Linked DNA regions of Mus musculus: region 2 is linked to region 1. A link is a loop called in an ENCODE intact Hi-C map of the cell type or tissue named here. Cell type or tissue: heart. All regions are shown on one strand. Links, peaks and the distances in the headings refer to the core of each region. The heading gives the core; the rest is flanking DNA. Region 1 holds the start of Zdhhc5 (zinc finger, DHHC domain containing 5). Region 2 has its middle 5.0 kb from the start of Tfpi.

Region 1 (5,379 bases), core at 256-5,255:
TGGAATTTATCACTTCTGTTCTTACCTAAGACAGAGAAGGCAAAGGAGCCTGCTACTGTCACCACTCGGTTGTGGTGGTGAATGCCTTTAATCTCCGCACTCAAGAAACAGAGGCAGAGCCAGGCGTGGTGGCGCACACCTTTAATCCCAGCGCTTGGAAGGAAGAGGCAGGCGGATTTCTAGAATTCGAGGTCAACCTGGTCTACAGAATGAGTTCCAGGACAGCCAGAGCTATACAGAGAAACCCTGTCTTGGGGAAAAAAAAAAAAAAAAAAAAGAAAGAAAGAAAGAAAGAAAGAAAAAGAAAAGCAGAGGCAGGTGGATCTCTCCAAGCCATCCTGGTATGCATAGCTTCCAGGCCAGCAAGGGCTACATAGTAAGACTTTGTCCCAAAAGAAAAATTTAATAAATAAATAAGATGGGAGAGAGGGGGGAAGGAGGGAGGGAGGGGGGAGGGTTAAGTAACATTAGAAAGAAGGCCCAAAGATTCCATTAAGTTTCTATGGTCCAACTAAAAACCAGATCCTATTTAGTCCTGATTTTATGCTTATTTCTGTTTCCTGACTTTAGGCCTAAATATCTTTATCAACTGGAACAAGCAAATTTGATTTGTAGACAGTATTATTAAAGGAACCGTTTCCCTCAAAACTCCAAAGATAAAAGGAAAATTACCTAACTATTACGTAAAGTGAATCCTATACTATTGCAGGTCACATTTACTACAGGACGAAAGCCACACAGACTAATTCTGCCACGGTACAGTACATGCAATTATGGAACCGCATACTGAAATATAAATGAGACCATCGTCTGAAATGTTAAGATAGATATTAGAAGGGACAAGATAAAATAATTTATTGGGTATAAATATCAACACACCAAGTCTTATCAAAGGAATGTGGTGCAGAAAGAGAAGGGACGAAACCGGAAAGGCGAGTGTGGTTCATCAGTCACAAGCTGGTGTATCCACAACAGTATCACTAAAGTGGACAAGAATGTTCGTGACACATGCTGACTGAGGGGGAAAAAAATCACTGAGTGAAAATATGTATGTATAAAACAAACAATACAGAGCCAGGTGTGGTAGCTCTCGACCTCAATCCCAGCACTTGGGAGGCACAGGAAGTCAGAACTCTGAGTTAGAAATCAGCTTGGTCTTACAAAGTGAATTCCAGGGCAGCAACAGTTATGTACAGAGATCCTGTCTCAAAACAACAACAAACAATTCAAGATGTGTAGTTTGAAGACTTTCATAAGGTTTGATATAAGTAGTTCCTTTGGAGCAGTGCAGTGGACAGCACATGTATTATTTGTTAAAATAACCAAACCTTATAGCACAGAACACTAAATTTGAATATATAGAAATGGAGATGTCATATAGAAGAATGAATACATGCTATGAAGGAAAGATCCAAGAAGAAGTTTAAAAAGAGTATTATTACAGATCGACGTAGGTGCCCAAGTACCTGGCGATAGAATTCTTACAAACACTAGATGAATTTGTATGCATTCATGAGCACCGGACAGATCTGTCTGATACAAAGCAGGCTCACACTGGGATAAAAGGATGGAGATCTAACCTAAGATTATCCTGGACAAGATGGCATTAACCAGGAAGTAAACCCAAGAGGACAAAAATGGTCTGCAATGTAACATGTATCTATTCTACGACTACTTCTAATAACTTTAGTCACTTTCTTGTTTCTCGTTTTAGTGGTTTCATTTGGCCAACTGGTTAAGGAACTTTAAACTTCCCCAGGAATAGACGGCTAGTGATAAAATACTGTCAGATACATTCAAGCCCTACTTGTAAAATAAAGTACAAAGTACTAAAAGCATAAAAGCATGGAGCACCTGGCTGGTGGGGGGTAGGGAGAAGCAGCCGATGGATGGGAGAAAGAACAGGTAACCACAGGACGAAGCTCTAACCAAAATAAGGACCAGTGGAGTGTAGGGCGAGGGGCCTGAACCGCGGAGCGGTAAAAGGAGTACAGTCCCCGGCCGGCAGCTGGAGCAGTGGGAGTCATCACCGGGGGCAGGACTGACTACCCCTGGCCCAGAAAACACGGAATCCACCGCGCGCAGGGCCCGCCGGAGCTGAGAGAACCGCGGGCCGGGGAAGGAAGGGGCGGCGGCTCCGCAACTGGGCAGCCGGGCACCAACCGGGTCCAAGCCCCGGCGGGCGGCCGCGGCTCTCTTAGTCTGCGGGCGTCCGTTTCGGGGCCCGTACAGCCCGAGGAGGGGTAGGGCCTTAACCTCCTCCCCTCCGCGGTCCCCCTTCCCTAGAGGTCACTCTCCCCTCCCACCTCACTAGCCCAGCACTTCCGGTTCCGCAGGGGCCAGCGTCCCCGGTACTCACCCCCGGCGCGGCGCCCGTCACCGCCGCCGTCGTTGTCACCGCCGTCGTTGTCGCCGCCGCCTCCCAGCAGTGCCGTCTGGCCTCTGAGAGGCAGCGCGCGGCCCCCGCACGCTCCACGCCCGCCCCGCCGCCGCGCGCTCCCGACGGCCGACGCTCGCCTCTGTGCGGCCGGCGCGCGGCCGCTGCCCTCAGCCTCCGGTCTGTAGCCTCACGACGTTCCCATTGGCTCCCGGGCGCGGGCGCGGGCGCGGGCGACGTCTCTCGCGGGGCACGTTCTTCTCATTCATGCGGCTCGCGCCGCCGAGCCCGCCCCCGTTCACTCTTCCATTCACCCCCTAACCCCCGCCCCCACGGCGCTCTAGAGCGTGCGCGCGACCGCGGGCGACCGCGGCGACCTCGCCTTCTGATTGGCTGCAGGGGCACGGCGCCGCAAACACGTAGTGACACGGGAGCGCGCGCGCCTGGCCGTCGTGTCTGGCTGGATGGTCGGGAGAGGGGACATGGCGAACTGCGCCGGTTTGGGGACGAGGAACTGGTCTGGCGAGATCTTTCTCTTATTTTGTCCGCTTTCCCATTTGTAGTGTAGTCAAGAAAAACTTTTAAGCAAAAAAAATTCTACGTATGTACCGGAAGTGCTCAAAAACAAGCAGATGCCCTTTCTTAGTTCACCAGCCTCCTCCGAGTTGGCCTGGTACAGTCCTGAAAAGCATCTACGATAGCCAATCACCGTTAAGCCTTTCCGGCTTCCTTCCTTGCCTCTTCATTCATTGGTGTGAGGATTCGGTCGGGCAGCCCCTCCAACACACACACTTTTTTTTTTTTTTTTTTTCTTTAAGGACTGAAACTTTATTTAAAACAATCCGTTGGCGAAAGCGTCAGTGGGGTAAATTCTCAGACCGTGGCAGAATTCCTGAGTGGTGGTATGGCCTCACCTATGGAGGAAGGAGGCGCACGGCCCATTGAACAGTCTGAGGAGAGGGTTCTGTCCAAGGCTGGGTTAGATGAAGGAGCTCGGCTGCTATCCCTAGATTTACAGTGCTTGCCGATGGAGTGAAGCACTGGGAGTGCGCGGTGCGAGGCGTAGACACCTCCACGACTACACGAGGAATGGGCGCCCTGACCTCACCCAATTTGAGAAAGCAGGCTGAAAAGAAAAGTCTTTCTAGAATAGCTCCTGTCCCTGGCGAGCTGCTGGCTAACTCTCCGAAGATCGCGGCACTACATTTTGCCCTAATTAAGCCGAGACGGCTGTGGACCCGGTGGCTTTGCCATAGGGCTCTCCTCTTACAGCTTCAGGCCACCTCTCATTTGTAAAGGAGCTCTGTTACATAACAGCCCTTCAAAAAGATATCCCCGAGCCGCTTCCCTGAAGCGAAGGTCTCGTTCAGGGTTATTTCCAAGTCCTGTCATTGTTTCCTTGACTTCACTTCAAATGTTACTGATTTAACTTTGACACTTCAGCCTTAGGCATCCAGTTAAAGAAAAGAAAAAAAAAAATCTACCCTTTTTTCTTTAGACTCTAGTCTTATCCCTTATCATTTTTACTACTGGCTTAAATGCAGCGTTTATTGGAACCGTTACGAGCATACATGTTTTAAGGAGTGGAACTTTATTTTGAAAAATCCGTTGGCGAAGACGTCTGTGGGGTAAATTCTCAGACCATGGCAGAATGGTGGTATGGCCTGGGCTGTGGCTCACACATCACACATGGAGGAAGTAGGTAGCACGGCCAATAGAGCGGTCTAAGGAGAGAATTTTTAAAAATCTTCAGCATTATGAATAATTTTAAAGTATTATTTGGAGGTACAACATTTACCCTATCAAGTATATTCTGCCTATAAAATAATGTTTCCTTAAGATGGGTCAAATTTCATTTATTTCTCTAGGATTTTAAAGCTTTATTTTCTCTACTTAACAAGTGAAGCATTCTTGATTTTCCTACCTTTTTAAATAGGAAAACTATTTGTTTGAGACAGAGAGAGAGAGAGAGAGAGAGAGAGAGAGAGAGAGAGAGAGAGAGAGAAGGCAGACAGAGTTCAGGCAGCTTTTGGGTGTTGGTTCTCTCTTGGCTTACAGATAGGAGCTCAAGTTGTCAGTCACGCCTAGGAAGTCCTTTCACCCACTGACCCATCCTGCCAACCCAATTTTTCTACAAAGACCTGTGTGAATCATCATGTCTTTTGGCCAGAGCATACTAAATGGAAAAAGGGTTCCATCATCCAACCAGAGGTACTGAATACCTCAGGGTCACTAGGGACATTAGACTACTGGATTGTCAGCCTAATTTTAGCTGGATGAGCACTAGCAGAAGCATAATCACTGTCCCAAGATATAGTGACAATTTTAGATTTTGGTTTCTTTTTTTTTGGAGGGTGGGGAGGGTTGAGACAGGGTTTCTCTGTATACTCTTGGCTGTCCTGGAACTCACTTTGTAGACCAGGCTGGCCCCAAACTCAGAAATCTGCCTGCCTCTGCTACCGCGCCCTGCTGGATTTTGGTTTCTTTAAAAAACACAAAAATATAAGACTGTGTTTTCCTTTTAATTCCAGATGTAGGAATAAGGTGCTGCTTTGGACTCTCTCCAGCAGCTGACTGACTGCCCAGTGCATTATCAGAGGCATGGTTTTGCCAGCTCCAGACAGTTTCTGTGATTGTGTGATGTTTGGAATTCTAGGAACTTTTCAGAGGGTATATAAATGCTAGCGCCCTGGTATTGGTGGTTGTTGGTCATTCAGGTTGTGGTTTGTTAGTAGTAGTGCTCAAAGAAGAAACGAAAGAAAAAAGAAATTAAGATTCTCTCTCTCTCTCTGTCCTTTCTATCCTATCTAGTGATAGGAGGTGAAACTGGGGGGTGGGAGGGGTGGGGAATGAAGGTGGCAAAAAAGAACCCACAAAGGAGCAAAGACACCAAGGCATAACAAGGATTCCATTTTTCTTTTTTTAATAAGATGACTTCTGAAAAATAGTCCAGAGTAAAATGAAGACTAAAACAATGTATTAATTATCCAGATCATCATATT
Region 2 (5,379 bases), core at 287-5,286, 240 kb before region 1:
TCTCTCTTATGCCTACAATAAAAACTTAACCATATCTTGGAACAATCATGTCAGCAGTTTCTTTACTGCATCCCCTCGCACACAAGAATGAAACCCATGCTCACAACACATGCTCAAAGCACAAACTGTTAGATTCTGTTAGATTATTTAAAGCAGCTGTAGAGAGATGGAAGAAGGAAAGACAGATAGGCTTGGTCTGACCTTAGGAGGGACCATGTTTATTCACAGCGAGGAAGGACTTTATCACTCACGTGTGCAGATGGCCAAAATGCCTTCAGAAGAAGATAGGATGAGGCCCCTTATAGGGGCGGAAATGACTTCCATTGTCCACAAGGGAAGCTGGGAAGTGTAGTCTTTCAGCAGGAAACTATCATTGTAAACTCTGAGACGGTATAAAAAATGCAGGGCAGGGGGGTTGTAGCTGTTTTTTGCTGAGGAGGGTGTTGCTGGAGTGGTTGGTTCAAGGTCCATTGAAGAGGGACTGCCTCTCTGGTCACGAAGCAGAGAGTCTTAACTTGATCAGCCGCAATGGAACATTTGAATTCATCCTACATTCCTGAAGAGACCTGAAAAATTATTATTAGAGGACTGTAAACAGACTATTTTGGTTACAAAGTAAAACCGAAGGGTTTTCCAGGAAGATTGAGGAGTAGGGAGGAGCTGAGGTGAGAGAGACAGAGTGGACCAGTGGGAGAAAGTGGCCATAGAGTGCATTCAGGAGGGTAACAGTGACTGGTCCCACTGCCACAACTGTTGCACCAAAATGAGCTGTCCAAAGTGGCAGAGAGCTACAGAGAATCAAAGGAAGGGAACAGAAGAAAACAACAGACGAATGTAGGGAATTGTGTCTGGCCTACGATGAAAGGGAGGAAGGCCTCTTTTACTTAGAGTTTCTCCACAGCACACAAAAGGTCTTTTTGTTGATGTATCAGAAACAGATGGAGCTGTTGTAGAGTGAGAGCTATTGGGAAAACTTCCGTGGGCCACTTTGTTTGGGTATAGGGAGAAGTTCAGTAAATATAATATTTAAAAGGCAAGGTAAAGACATAAGTGTGAGGGTAACAAAGAGGAAAGCTGAGATCCAGTGAAGGGCCAGAGAGGAGGAGCCAGAGCCCGCACACAGGAGGCCTGTGCTTGAATTGTTTCTGGTCCCTGGCTCTAGGCCCCATCTCAAACCAATTGGGATGTGTTGGCCTAAAAGCAGTGTGCCCACCAAAGAGAGCACAAATCCCACTGCAGTAGTCACCTCTAGTCCTCTTCAGCTTTGGATCACGACAGCAGTCCAGGAGTCAAGCTGGTCCTGAAAGACTTAAGGAAACCTGAGCTGGTGAGACACCGAGGTTAGTGGACACAAGAAGGCTTCATTCAGCTGTTTTTGTTCTGAGTCCAAAAAACAATGTCCAGAGTGTCAAAAAGAGGTATGACTTGGAGGGATGACCCATGGCCCATTAGTCCCTTTTTCGAGGTCACCTAAACTGCTTTGAAGGGCTTGGGGGCATCGATCTCTTAGTAACTGCTTCAAGGCTGACAGAAGAGCAAAGAAGGGACCAGCATGTAAGGTGTCACCAAAGAAGAAGGTCCATCTGAGGGGCCATGATATAACTTAACAGCTGGCAAAGATCCAGAACATAACGCAGGAGGTAAAAACTGTACAACTTTGTGCGGAACATTAACGAACAAAGTTATATGAGGAAAACTTTTACGTCAAGATTAATATGAGTTAAATAATGTTAAGCATAAAGTTGGCATAAGGTTAAATGCAGTTGTATGACAGCTGGACCATGTACCAGCGCTCAGGAGAAGGCAAAGGTATCTGTAGTTAGCTGTTTATTACAGAAGACTCCTACATACTGAGCAAGCACCTGGAAAGCATTATAAAACAGGTCCGTTAACATAACACCTGATGCAGAACACATTACTAATTTATTTAAAGATGCAGCTGCTAAAGTGGTAGCTCATGGACCTAATCTCTCCCTTCCTTATCAATCACTTATCCTTCCTTCTCATTACCTATTAGGATTGCACATCAATTTTATAGAAATTTACACGTGACTTAAATCTCCGCAACTCTCATGTTTGAATCTAATTCCTTATTTACAAGAAATTATACACTTGATAATGATGGGAAGGAAGTGTCTTAAACAACTTACTGCTAAAGAGCCTATACAAATTATAATGCCACAAAATAAAATGCAGGCTGATTGTTTGTCTCATGCTGATAATAATTGGCAGGTAGCATTAGCTTATTACACAGGACTTATAGATAATCATTATCCCAAAGATCACCTTTTAAGGTATTTTAAAATCTTTTCTTTAAACCCATGCAAATGACCTAAAGTTCTACCTCTAATAATCTTATAGAGATTTCTTATTAATGCTTTTATATATGGCTCTTCAAAAGGACAAGGAGCATATGTTTATTTATGAATTCTACATCATCCACAAAAAAGATTGTACCCACCACTGACTGTACCCTTAACAGTCTGAACTCACCATAATCAATCAGCTTGTATTATATGCTTCTCAGCCACTAAATATGTTAACTGGCTCTGCATGGTTGTTTCTCTTTTAGAAACTGCAAGACTTAAACCCAACCCACTATCAATGTCATTTCTCTTGCTCCAGGTGTGTGTATACAACAGTAAACCCAACCTTTATTCACAACTCATGTTCGTGCTCATTCTAATCTGCCAGACTTGTTAACATCTGCCAGGTTTCAGCCTGGGATGAGATGGCGTCCTCCTTAGTCCTCTTACTTTCTTTTTGGGGTGTCCAAAATTCTCATAGCTTCTTCTACACCACTGCCATCTGCTGGTGGAATTTTATCTCAACGGTAAAACCTAATGCCATTTCACAAATATCTTTCATATCTCAGAATTTTGACATCCCAAATATGTTGATGTAACAAGTGAAATATCTTTTCTAATATGATTTTTGCTTCTGGTCATGGGGTGAAACAATCTCAGATACACCTTCTTCTTTCTAGGACTCCCATTACAACTAAAATCTGACCATGGTCCTGCTTATGCTAGCAAATGCTTTAAGGAATTTTACAATTTATGAACTATTAATCGTATTACCGGATTCCCTTACAATCTACAGGGCCAATCTATCATGGAATGTCACTATCAAATACTTAAATGGCATTTTTTTTATAAAAAGGGGTATATAGACCCACCTAAACCCCCACATACTATGCTATACTTAGCTATGCTAACTTTAATAAATTTTTTCACTTTAAAAAATAATGCTATTTCTGATTCCCAAAAGCATTTTGCCCTAGAGAAGTCGCAACCTAAATATGGTTGGTTGGTTGGTTGATTGGTTGGGTTTGTTTGTTTGTTTTGTTTTGTTTCATTTTGTTTTCAAGTCAAGGTTTCTCTGTGTAGCCTTGTCTGCCCTGGAACTCATTCTGTAGACCAAGCTGGCCTCTCAACTCAGAGATCTGCCTGCCTCTTCCTCCCAAGTGCTGAGATTAAAGGCATGTGCCATCACCACCCAGCTTAATTTATTTATTTTTTTAACTAAATGATTAGTCTAACTTAATCTTAAAGGCATGCGCTATCACCACCAAGCTGAGGACTGATTTTATGCTTTTTTAATTACCAGTCCCAGCAATGGTTATTGAACTACAAATAGAGATTTCAAAAGTGGCATGTATAATTACTAAAACTATTAAGATTATCACACACACACAAACACACACACAAAACCTTGAGCATAAATCAATCAAGAGATGGGTTAAGTTGAGAACCACAATTTTGCAAAACAGAACTATTACAGATTTTTTTTGTTGCTGCTCAAGTATAATTTTAGTTGTCAACAATTTCCTGGAATATATTGCTTTAATGTTTACCTCCAAGCTTGCTTCCATATAAATTGCATTTGTACTTAGCATGACTAACCATTAACTTGTATACCTTAGTTATCTTTAACAATTTACAATAAGTGAGTAACTCTTTTATCAGACCAGGATTTTATAATTGTTGGATTCCTGTTAAGTTTGACCCTTAAAATTGTAATTCTTGAGTTAATGATCTTTTAAAGATCAAAGTAAACTTTAACCCATAAATATAATCCACAGAAACTGGGAACTTCATTTTCCTGATCGTTTAAAATTCACTTTTTACAAAATTCTAGTTTTTTTTTTTTAATATGACTCATCTAAAATAGCTTAAGCTTGACAAAGATATAGCCATCATAGTTCTTATATGATCCAGTTTTAAAACAAACCATCTTAGTAGCCTGGTATTGCTTCTTTAGTCTAAAAATGGAATACAGTGATAAGCAGAGGGATACTTTTTTAGTCACCTTAATCCAAGTTGGTGCTTCCATCCTGATGAGATCACCAGACAAGCCATATAGTTGTTAGGATCTTGTTAAGTTTCAAGCCCAAGACCAGAAACTGAGGGGTCTATTTAACATATCAAAGCATACCTGGCCTCCAGGTTCTTTGAGCATCTCTGAGTCCCTACCTGTTAGAGGGTACAGCTGGAAGATCCTGTCTTCTACCCTGAGCTCTCCAGCCCAGGGGGGCTGGGCTGCCCTTCCCCCCAGAGCCTCTTTCCTGTATAATCCAGACATTTTGTTTACCTCTTTTGCTCCTCCTGTTCTTTTAGCCTACTGGCTACCTCACTTGGTTCCCTTCACTCTCTTCCCCTCTGCTTCTCCCCACATGGTTCAAGATCATGACCACTCTAGACTCTCCCAGGTGTGTCTGCCTGTCTATGCTCTCCCACATATCTGTAATAAGCTTTCTGCACCGCTGTCCCTAGGAGCAGACATGTCCTTTCGCTACCTTTTTATTTCTTTGTTTCATTGACCAAGATGCCTACAGGCCACACAGTTGTTATTTACTCCAAAGTGAGCCCAAGTCACCAGCCAAGATGGAAGGCATGCAAGTCCTGAGCGTGTTTGTAAGCCAGAGCCTTGAGTAAGATTAAAGTGAACTGTATGTTGGATGGGGGAGGTGCCTCAAGCCACGGTAGCGTTCTTCTGTCTTGTGGAATTATCCTAATCAGTTTAGGTATTAGAAATCGAAAGGCTTTGGGCCAGCAGTAGCCAGTTGTCCAGTGTATATTGAGGCCAAATTTGGATGAGAGTTGAACAAATGAGCTAGGTATGAAGTTAACTAAATGGAGCCTAGCTGGGTACTTTGGAATGGAGAATTTGAAACCCATAGCAGGGTCCAGGGTCCCCACCACAACCACCAAATCCTGAGTATCGTTTAGGCCCCAATGCTGATTCTCTCAGTGAAGAGAACACTCTTTATAAAAAGGTCTCATGAACTTTGCATCCTGCATCAATAGAATCTATCCTCATGATTTATTGTGAAGGTCGCAGGTGCTTTGCTACTTTGCAAGGGAGTTTCCAAGTAGC

Evidence for each region. A loop is a pair of places that touch in the nucleus more often than their neighbours do. Peaks named below come from ENCODE experiments on the same cell type or tissue, not always from the same donor. Only the 100,000 strongest peaks of a DNase experiment are listed, where the experiment ranks them.
Region 2: a loop joins it to region 1, with 2.6 times the contacts of the local background. A loop is called at or near these places in 1 of 42 quality-filtered maps.

The regions. Positions count from the first base shown.
Region 1 is chr2:84,712,624-84,718,002 of GRCm38, forward strand. Zdhhc5 (zinc finger, DHHC domain containing 5) reads right to left here and starts at 2,541. Exons shown (of 12, transcript NM_144887.4): 1 at 2,360-2,541. In heart, for the core only: no CTCF peak of the experiment used is centred there; DNase peaks (open chromatin) are centred at 2,738 and 3,078; H3K4me3 peaks cover 3,202 bases; H3K27ac peaks cover 3,111 bases.
Region 2 is chr2:84,476,490-84,481,868 of GRCm38, forward strand. It overlaps a transcript of Tfpi not described here. Among named protein-coding and RNA genes, the nearest start is that of Tfpi, 5.0 kb to the left of the region's middle. In heart, for the core only: CTCF peaks have their summits at 337 and 2,822 (motif pointing left); no DNase peak of the experiment used is centred there; H3K4me3 peaks cover 436 bases; H3K27ac peaks cover 1,480 bases.